4 separate regions of the Homo sapiens genome follow, and all the other regions are linked to region 1. The links are chromatin loops, found by intact Hi-C in ENCODE. Cell type or tissue: psoas muscle. All regions are shown on one strand. Region 1 overlaps FGGY-DT (FGGY divergent transcript). Region 2 overlaps FGGY (FGGY carbohydrate kinase domain containing). Region 3 has its middle 58 kb from the start of HSD52. Region 4 has its middle 10 kb from the start of HSD52.

Evidence for each region. Hi-C counts contacts between places; a loop is a spot of excess contacts. Peaks named below come from ENCODE experiments on the same cell type or tissue, not always from the same donor. Only the 100,000 strongest peaks of a DNase experiment are listed, where the experiment ranks them.
Region 2: a loop joins it to region 1, with 2.2 times the contacts of the local background. A loop is called at or near these places in 10 of 110 quality-filtered maps.
Region 3: a loop joins it to region 1, with 3.0 times the contacts of the local background. A loop is called at or near these places in 4 of 110 quality-filtered maps.
Region 4: it touches region 1 in a loop (3-fold over the local background); 51 of 110 quality-filtered maps call a loop at or near these places.

What each region holds. Positions count from the first base shown.
Region 1 is chr1:59,289,020-59,291,519 of GRCh38, reverse strand. FGGY-DT (FGGY divergent transcript) reads left to right here. Exons shown (of 2, transcript XR_001738089.2): 2 at 1-2,224. Among named protein-coding and RNA genes, the nearest start is that of FGGY-DT, 6.3 kb to the left of the region's middle. In psoas muscle, a CTCF peak has its summit at 1,159; a DNase peak (open chromatin) is centred at 1,169; H3K27ac peaks cover 1,766 bases.
Region 2 is chr1:59,425,722-59,428,221 of GRCh38, reverse strand. All of the region lies in intron 5 of FGGY (FGGY carbohydrate kinase domain containing), which reads right to left. Among named protein-coding and RNA genes, the nearest start is that of FGGY, 130 kb to the right of the region's middle. In psoas muscle, no CTCF peak of the experiment used is centred here; a DNase peak (open chromatin) is centred at 941; H3K4me3 peaks cover 358 bases; H3K27ac peaks cover 2,500 bases.
Region 3 is chr1:59,203,120-59,205,619 of GRCh38, reverse strand. No RefSeq gene overlaps it. Among named protein-coding and RNA genes, the nearest start is that of HSD52, 58 kb to the right of the region's middle. In psoas muscle, no CTCF peak of the experiment used is centred here; a DNase peak (open chromatin) is centred at 1,499; H3K27ac peaks cover 1,406 bases.
Region 4 is chr1:59,156,008-59,158,507 of GRCh38, reverse strand. No RefSeq gene overlaps it. Among named protein-coding and RNA genes, the nearest start is that of HSD52, 10 kb to the right of the region's middle. In psoas muscle, no CTCF peak of the experiment used is centred here; no DNase peak of the experiment used is centred here; H3K27ac peaks cover 952 bases.

The sequences.
Region 1 (2,500 bases):
TCAGCAACTAGCATTGTGCTCTATAATAGCAGTGATTAATACCTGGTATATAATTATGGTGATGACAGCCCTTACCTGCCTACTGCATCTCTCATTACTAATAAGATTTGTTTTCTCCTATCTTTCTTCCTTTCTTTCTTTCGCCATTTAGATTCCTTTAAGCCTCTCTGAAACTTGACCCTCTGGCAGGAACAGGTGCCATTACATACAGACACTCTCTCTCTTCCAAATTCACCCTGTCATATCAAAGGGAAAACTGAAGTGGTCCACTGTAGACCTGACAGATGATCACAAACAGGAAACCAGCAATCAGAAGTGCCTACTGAGCTCCCTACCCTGACCATCACCTACAGCTACATTTTACAGATACAAAATCATTGTTTGTTCAACTTTCATATCAAAGGATGCTATTAGTTCATTTCCAAAGGTGGGAAAATGTTTCAACTTACTTTATTACTTGTCTGCTACTTACTATTTTCCCTCCGTTTGCCTGCCTGACTTCTTTTAACTCTTCACTCAACAAATATCTACTGACTACTGAGCACTTGCCAAGTGCTAGGCCAGAGCTGGATGCTGTACTACGGGCAGATGAAGTGCTATGGGCATCCAGAGGTGGAAGAAGAGGGTATAGCGAAAGGGGAGAAAAGGCTGCAACAATATTCACTGAGCCCTGTGCTCCCAGGTCATCACATAGACTATGTCATTATTCCTCCTAACCACCCACATGAGTAAATAGGGGCTATTACTGAAGAAACAGAGGCTTACAAAGGTTGAGCAACTTGCCCAAGGTCATCTATCACAAGACACTACAAGTCAGACTGCTGAAGAGGGAGTTTCTGCTGAGAAGCTGAAGTGGGCAGCTCATATTGGATATGAAGGCTTCAAAGGAATCTAAATCCTAATGATCCCTCTAGAGCCAACATGCAGCACCAGTTTTCTCTTCCACATTTGAACTGCTCATCCACTTCCGGCTCCAAGACCTCACTCTCCATCTAAACTAGTCCCACGCCATCCATATCTTTCTCCACTAACGCCACCCAATCACAACCCCACAGCCTCTTAGTCATGAGTCATTTTTTAAAAACTGCAAACCATGTAATGAGCCATGGCAATATGCAACCCTAAACCTCAACACGTGTTTTCCACAACAAGGCCACAGGTGGCAGAAGCGAGCCTAAGGCCGTAGGACACTAAGGCAGGACTCTCTGGCTTGAGCTTTCCAAAAAGGGAGGTGAGAGAAGGTCTACCTGCGGGAAGTCATGCTGAAGGCCTGAGGCTGAGTCAAAGAAGGAGCCCCCTGGAGGCTCTGCAGTTCCTGGACTTCAGGTAGAGGAACTCTGCCATGAACACCTCTGGAATCGTGTCATTTTGGGACAATTAGAGAATATCAGTTTTCAGACTGAGTTCTATGGGAAGGTGCCTGCACAACAAAGGAGAGACGGAATGGACTTCAGGTCTTCCAAAATACCCCTCATGTTCACCAAGTTGCTCTCTGCTCTAAGATACCAGATGAGGGGGCCAGTGGGGACTGAAACCCAGTCCCCAGTCTGCTGGCCAATCCCTTTGCCTGTGAGGCTGCTCTGTCCTACCAGAGAGGGCACTTTTCATAATTTGCACCAAGTACAGAATAGGATAGTGTAGCTTTACCCTTCTCCCTACCATCAACCACAGACACATCAACACATGCACACATACAGCCACACAAATATACCTACAGGCATACACATACAACACAGGCACATACATGTTTGCACAAAGTCACATGTAGACACAAACGCAGAGCACACAGACACAAACACAGGCACAAACCCATACTTACACTACACACACACACAAACACACACAGACACACAAATGCAAATTAAGCCACAATGTAGCACATAGAGATATAGACACAGACGCAAATACAGTCACATAGAGATATAGACACACACTTATACACACATATATGTAAATATACAGTCTCATTCACTTTATACCACACATGTATAAACATACACAATTGTATGTAGACACACATACACATAGGTACTCAGACCGCATAGATACATATGTACACACATACAAATATATGCACATACACAGATATATATATACACACATGCATCTTTAACCAGAACAACTTTACTTTTGTCAGTTTTATATGACAGAGTCTTTAAAAAAAGATTTCATCTGGCTTGTGTTCTACTATTAAAAGAGAAAATGAATTTGCTTGTTTCAAGGATTCATGTTTCTTTCATTAATCAATCAGATACTTGATGACAATATATAGAAATAAAATGACAGTGAGGAGTATGCTCGGACATAATAGTAGCAGGTCTTTCCATGATCTGAACATTATAATTAGTTTTGTTTTAAATTTATATCATGATTTAAAAGTTTATGATTTTTGGCCGGGCGCGGTGGCTCACGCCTGTAATCCCAGCACTTTGGGAGGCCGAGGCGGGTGGATCATGAGGTCAGGAGATCGAGACCATCCTGACTAACAAGGTGAAACCCC
Region 2 (2,500 bases), 140 kb before region 1:
TGTTAATAGATCCCTGAGTAATTATTAAGACCAGAAAATGTTTCATGATCCCTCTAGAATCACTTGCAGGACACTTGGAATCATAAAACCACAGAGGCAGAAATGACCATCAAGTCTCATAATAGCAGGCAGATGTGCCACTGTCACACACTTGGCAAATACCAATAGTTGACTGCTCTTTCTCACTTAGCTGAGATGGGCTTCCCAGCCATCCCCCATACTGTACTCTGGACAGCAACTTCCAATCAGTAAGACTGACAGCTAATCTATCTGCTGTCCTTAATCCAGTCCCACCACCCTACATAAGAGATGATATGAAGCAGAAGGCCATTGGAGTTAAGTGACTGGCTAAAGGTCCCCTATCTAGTAAGTGACAACCCTGGCCCCTGAACATAGACCACCTAACTCCTCATGCAGTGTTACTTCCATCTCCCACTCTGCCTCTCCAAGCTACCGACACATTTTCCAGGAAATGATGGAAGGTACTTTGACTGCCTTGTCTTCTTCCTCAAGGCTGCACAGAGGGGTTGCTGCACTCAGCAGATTATGTGCCATCTTATTCAGACAGGCCCCCTTCTGTGACAGGTACAGAGGAAAGGGGAAAAATAAAGCATCTCTCAAATGCTTTGATTGAAGACAGAGACTACAGATGTTCCTGGAGAACTCTGGTTCTCAGGAGCATGAGCAAAAAGAAATTCCCCGAGTCCAGAGAGCCTGGACTGAAATTTAAGCTACAGCAATGTGAGTCATTTCAGCTGAGGAGGAGACGGCAAGGTAACCAACTCTTACCTCCGCCATCTCGTGTCTCATTCGGTCATGAGTAAAGCAGCAGCTATGCAGTTAGTGTCACCAAGAGATCAGTCACCACCTGAGGCCATCTGTTTCTGTCAGGCAGGCAGATTCCCAGCATGCACTGGTCCCAACTGGATTTTTGTGGGGAGGGAGGCAGCAAGGGCCCCAGCTGCTGTCACCAGACAGGGAGGCGCCTTCTCTTCACCTCCGTCCTGGGTGCCTGCTATGGACCTGAGTTCCCAGCTGTCTTTGTGGCTAGAGTCTTTCCTTGCCTGACTCAGAATATTAAATGTGCCCTCTTTCCAAAGGGAGAATTGAAAACCTTTTTTGTGTGTTCGTTGATTCATATCTGTGATAGCAAGAGGTGGGTGAGGTAGAAAGTCAGGCTTATCCTGTTTGCAGGTGGCATAATCAGTTGAAAGATTTTTATGTCCCTCAAGTCCCCAGCATGCTTGGCCTCTGAAAAAGGTTTCAAAACAAAATAATAATCATGATCATAATAATCAAAGCTGTATTAGCATTGCCTGGACTGGCTGACAGAATTGCAGGCAACCAGTTTTTTTTTTTTTTTCAGTGTTAATCTCATCCAAAGCAACTTAGATTGCTACAACCATCTCATCCATCCATTCAACAAATATTTACTGCAACCAACTAAGGTTCTAGACACAGTTCTAGGGATTGCGGAGCAAGCAGGCAGGTCCCTGACTTCATGGAGCAAAAGTAAACAAGTAAACAAAAGCAAAAGTAAACAAGTAAAAAGTAAACAAGGGCCAGGAGGACATAAATATATTAACGTAGGGGAGGCCTGTGAGTTAGAAATTCAGGGATGGCCTCTCCAATGGGGGAACTCCTGAGGTGAGACCAGGCTGGATAAGAATGTCAAATACACTATCACTTTTTGAAATTAAAACATATTGTGAAATTTATTTTTCAGTCCTGAATTACTGGTATTTTTGAGGGTGAAATAATGTTATTCCAGACATCAGTCAGCAACTTCATTCATCCTCCTTGACTCTTCCCAACTCAATTCCTTCCTCCTTCCCCTCCCTTCACTCCCCTTCCCACCCTGGATACCCTAATGACAAGCCTTCCAGGACCCTCTATGCCATGGAGCTCCGCAATTCCTCTGCCCCAATCCATTTCTGCTGGGGAAAGGGAGGAATTCAATCCCAGAAGAGCCATTTCTTCTGGACTAGCAAGGACAGAAGTCAAAATTATGGGAACTGGGAGCTGCTGACTAAAAGCGGAACTGCCCAGAGGTGGTGGTGCTGGAAGCTCAGGTAGAATGGGGTGAGAGATGGACATGTTAAATGCCCTCCACCCTCCTCCATGCAGGAGACAGGAGCTCTAAGGGTAATCCAGGACAGAGAGAATTGATTTCAAAAGCAGTACTCCAGTGGTGCACAGAGAAAAGTTTTGTATCATGTTCCTAAATTTTCGTATTTGAAACTTATTCAATTTCAAAAATTAAAAAAAAATATGAATTGTGAACACTCTTAAAATCATATTCCTTGGAATTATGTGGAATAAACACTGAAAAATCAATTCCATTATTTGGCTCCAATACCACCACAGGGTAAGGAGTCAGCTGATTTTCTGAAAAATGAAAAGAGCCAGAGGAAAAGAATGTCTGTCAAAGGGAACAGTAAATTCAAAGAACATAGGCCAGAAAAGAACTTGACATGCTCAAGGAAACCAAAAGAAACAG
Region 3 (2,500 bases), 86 kb after region 1:
CCTTGCAAAATTCTATCAGGTAGATCATACAATTATTTTTATTTTATATGGGAGAACACTAAAGCCTCTCAGATTAAATAACTTGTCAAAAGTCTTACAACTAGCAAGGGTTTCACTCAGGTCATCTAATTTCAATCTGTTTACACAACCACTCTGCCATACTCAAGATGAAGTGCAAATATATGCATATATTTCCATACATCCATTCATTTATTTTTTGAGTATTTCTGCTAGGTCTCTTGGTTGGGATAAAGAGATAACTAAGATGGGGTTCTCTTCAAGGCATGATAATATAAAGAATTTCAACATTATTTCTGACATGCTTCAATAGTCCCTTCCTGATTCTCAGCTTCCATCTCGAGATTTTTTTAAATGATGAGATCCTTCTGAGACTCTCCATCTCTTTAATAATCAAAGGAAAGTTCATTAAGGGTGCATAATGGAACTCCAAGATATCAAGTCCTAATCTGTGGGACCTGTAAGTTACCTTGTTAGCAAAGACTTTGTAGATTTAAGTTAAGGGTCTTGAGATGAGGAGTTAGTTCTGGATCACCCAGATTGGTCCTAAATGAAATCACAATTGTCTTTATATGGGAGAGGCAGAAGGAGACTTGACTACACACAGAAGAGAAAACAGCTTGAACATGGAGATAGAGGTCAAAGTGATGCAGCCACAAGCCAAGAAATGCTGGCAGCCACCAGAAGCTGGGAAAGGCAAGGCACAGATTTTCCCCTAGAGTATCTGGGAAGACACTCTCATTTTGGACTAGTGAAACTGATTTCTGGTCTCCAGAACAATGAGAGAATACATTTCTATTGTTTTAAACCAACAAGTTTGTGGTAATTTGTTACAGCAGCCACAGGAAACTAACAAACCAAGTTATTATACTTTCCTGTTTTGATGAATCCTGGAATCATTAGAATTCAGGACAAATATGAAACACACAAAACAGGAAATTGAGTTTCAGAAAAATAAATGGACTTGCCCAGGGTCACACAGCTAGCAGGCAGGGGAACTATTAAAACCTATTTCTAACTCTTGAGCTTTGCTAATCACTTTACAGTTTATAACCACGTTGACATAATATCTCTTTTTATTTTCATAGGAACCCAGAACAATTTTCTTTTTTCTTCTTTTTTGATAGATAGGCAATGTTTATCATTGCCTTAGTTTACAATAGAGAGTGAGTGAGGAGCTAGGATTGGAGGCCAGACTGGGTCCTTGGATTCCCTGCCTCTGTAATCACATCCTCTGGCCTGGGATGGATTCAAATGCTGGATGAGGAGGTCTTGTCATGAGCCTCCTGCCAGCCTGGCTGCAGGCAGTTTCAGCTTATCAGTCTGACCTTTGGTTTTCCATGGCAAACCCCTCTGTAGAGGAAACTGCCAACAGGCGGCCCAGGCACTGGCTCTATAAGACTGTATTGTCCTTATTTAGAATTGCTTTCATTTAAACCAGACTTGGTCTTGCAAAACATGTTTATTCTGGTTTCCTCTTCCTCCTGGCTGCCTGACCAGTGTAAGCCCATAGCACAGCAGCTCCAGCTCTTAAACCTGGGCCAGCAGAGCAATGCTAGGAGGAAGACAGGAGGCTCTGGAGAAAGGACACAGGAAGGCATGATTTCCCTTCTTAAGTTGTGCACCAGATGGGATGCACACCCTCTCTGGTGGTGGTGTGTGACCCTTGGGGAGAATGTAGCCATTCAGAACACACCTTGCTGAGACTGACCTCAACTTAAAGAGCACAAAAAACTCAGGAGTAGAGCCTTTTTGAAATTCCAACAGTTATAGACTAACAACAATAATGATGATGACAGTTTTAATAATATAGCAATTTCCTTTTATTAAACACCTACTGTAAACCAAGCACAATGTCAAATCACCTATGTAGTTTATTTCATTTTATTCTCAGAACAGTCATATTAGATAGGTACCTTTTATTAATCCTGCTTTATAGATGAGGAAACTGAGAAAGGTCAAGGTCATACAGCTAGTCAGCCACAGGAGTTGAGATTTGAAGCCAGGTTTGCTTGGGTCAAGAGCGGAGACTGTTCTCATACAACACTCTTCCTTAGGGACCCTCTGTTCTCAGCCCCCTGAACAGTGAGGTTCAGAGAAGGGAGTGATTTGTCCAAGGTCAGCTCCTAGCAGGGCCTCTTTTCCAGGATTCCAGGACAGGGTTCTTTCTAATAGGTTACCCCAGTATGATCTGGAATTTTAAAAAGAAGTAAAAGCAGTTGAAGACCACCCACTTGCTATAATTTGAAAGGCTTGTTCTCCCCTCCCTTCATCTCTTTGAATCCTGCTTCACAGACATTGTTGTCTTTGGGACCAATACATTTCTTCTATCTGCATATCTGGGTAGAAGCTCTCATGGAAGAAAAAAGAAAAGCCCCATAGGTGAAGGGGAGTGTGCCTGCCAAGTTCCTTGTAATAACTTCACACGCAGAGTATTTTCTGAAATGGATCTGCTAGAGTCATCTCATGGAATCTTCTCATT
Region 4 (2,500 bases), 130 kb after region 1:
TTAGTCTTTCTAATGTTAGCCATTTTAGCAAGTGTGCAGAGGTATTTCATTGTGATTTTAACTGGTGTTTTTCTAATGAATAATGATGTTGGACATCCTTTCAGTGCTTGTTTGCCATCTACATTTCTTCTTTGCTTCTTCAAATATTTTGTCCCTTTTATCTACATTTGGTAGTTTCATTTTATTATTATTATTGGTTCTAGCTCTTCCCTTTGGAATTTGCTTCCTTTTCTCAAAGAGGATATTCTACAAATTAGAACACATATGAAGGAGGTACACGTGGTTTAGTAGACAGGGCACAAGTTTGGAAATGATCAGGTATATCTGGACATGAATTCTAGCTCCACTACTTGATAAATTATGTCTCCTTGAGCAACTCAGTTAATGTTCCTAAGCTTTAAGGTAACTTGTCTGTAAAGTGGACCTAGTGAACCCACCTCCTAGTATTTCTATAAAAAATAAGTGAAACACTCTTCTTTAACAAATGTAAGAATGATTAGAATCCCTTCAATGCCAGTTAATCATGTAAAATATCTAGAGTGGCATCGTGCTTATTATTTCCTATTTTCTCTCTTCTTCCCTTTTGTACATACAATATATACACTTTTCTTTTTTTTTCTTTTTCTTTTTTTTTTTTTTTTTTTTTTTGAGATGGAGTTTTGCTCTTGTCACCCAGGCTGCAGTGCAATGGCATGATCTTGGCTCACTGCCAAGATCACAACCTCTGCCTCCCAGGTTCAAGCGATTCTCCTGCCTCAGCCTCCCCAGTAGCTGGGACTACAGGAGTGTGCCACCTATTAAAAATTAATTAATTAAAAATTAGCATGCCTGGCTAATTTTTGTATTTTTAGTAGAGACAGGGTTTCACCGTGTTGTCCAGGCTGATCTTGAACTCCTGACCTCAAGTGATCCGCCTGCCTCGGTCTCCCAAAGTGCTGGGATTACAGGCATTAGCCACCATGCCCAGCCTTAAATACACTTTTTGAAAGAGGTTTATTATACACAAACACACCTGACACACCCCAATAATACCATACCCCAATACTACCTGCTGTGGTACCAGTCTCTCACCAGGGATTCAGGAACCCTCTGATCTGAGGCTCCTCTTCTTTGGACATCCTGTTTTTTCCCACTGCCCTCATCCCTTTCTGAGTCCCTCCTTGTTTATATCTTGCTCAGACAGAAAACAAAAACAAAACCAAAATGGTCATTAAAAAATGTGTGTTGTTTTTTAAAGCAATGGTAGAGAATTCCCAGTCTCTCTGTCCGCAGGGGCTTAAGATACAGATGGTCATCAACAGCTAACAAGAAGGTTTGTTTCCCTCCATTGTGCAAAAAGCTTAGTAGTAGCTCTCTGGATCTCTACTCTTGCCCGTGAGTTTCCATGGGAGCTGAGCTGCCTTTGCTGTGTTCTTGGTGGGGGAAGGGCAGGGTTGGGAGACTCGGGCAATAGCTATTGCCCCTGGCTCTCTGACAAGAAAAGAGCAGCTTCCAGACGGGGTTCAACCTGAAAAAAGGCTCCCCTGCTGTGCGGGAATTATTCACTCTAGGTTATGCTTCCTGTGCAGTAACATCAAATATTCCCGGTGGCTGCAGAAGTTCAGGATTTGACAGCTTAACTGTTTCATGCCCAGTCTGCATGAGCTACAATAGCCCCTGCCATACAATGCTGTGCATGTAATGGATGCCCTGTCATGGTGGTTTTCTTCCTCATTCTGATTTCCAGCCTCAAACAGGTATTGGGGCCATCTCTTGATGTTGCTCTGTGGTTGATGTCCCTGAGGTTTTATATGTGTCATCACTACAATCCTCCCAGGGGCTACTTCTTCATGCCTTTAATTCCTGTGAGGCTCATTCCCTGAGTCCCACCCATCCTGGACGAGCCCAACAGCTGGCTTTGTAGAAGGGTCCAAGGGGTCCTTGAATATCATAGTCTCATTTAAAACAACAACAAAAAAAACGCATTGTCCTCCTAGTGTTTTGGGGCTTGGGCCTTTTCCGTAGAATTTTGGTATTCTCTACTCTGAGGAAATATTGTATTGAAAAGGTCAGTGAGATATCTGAGACAGCCATTTCTCTCACTAAGTGGAAATCTAGTTCCTTTCGTGGAGAAATTCACACAAAAAAGGCATAGATTACAAAGGGCACAATGGCAGGAGAAGTTGCATTAAACCCAGAGTCCTGCAAGATGCCACAGAAAGACTGGCTTAGACTCAAATGCTAATAGCCCTGCTGATGAGCATAGACTACATGAATACACAGAGACTGCGAGGACAACTTATGCACTCTCTCTCCAGCTGGCAGGAGCAATCTTCCTGGAACAGCTCCCTTCTACCTCCCATCCTCTCTGTGCTTAAAAACTTCCGGGAATCTTACTTCCTGCCCCAAACCTTTTCAGACAAATGAATGGATTGAGAAATTACCCTTCACAGAAACTTCAGTGCCTTACCTTCAGACAAAATAATGAAAAAACAAAACAAAATATTAAATTAAAAATTTT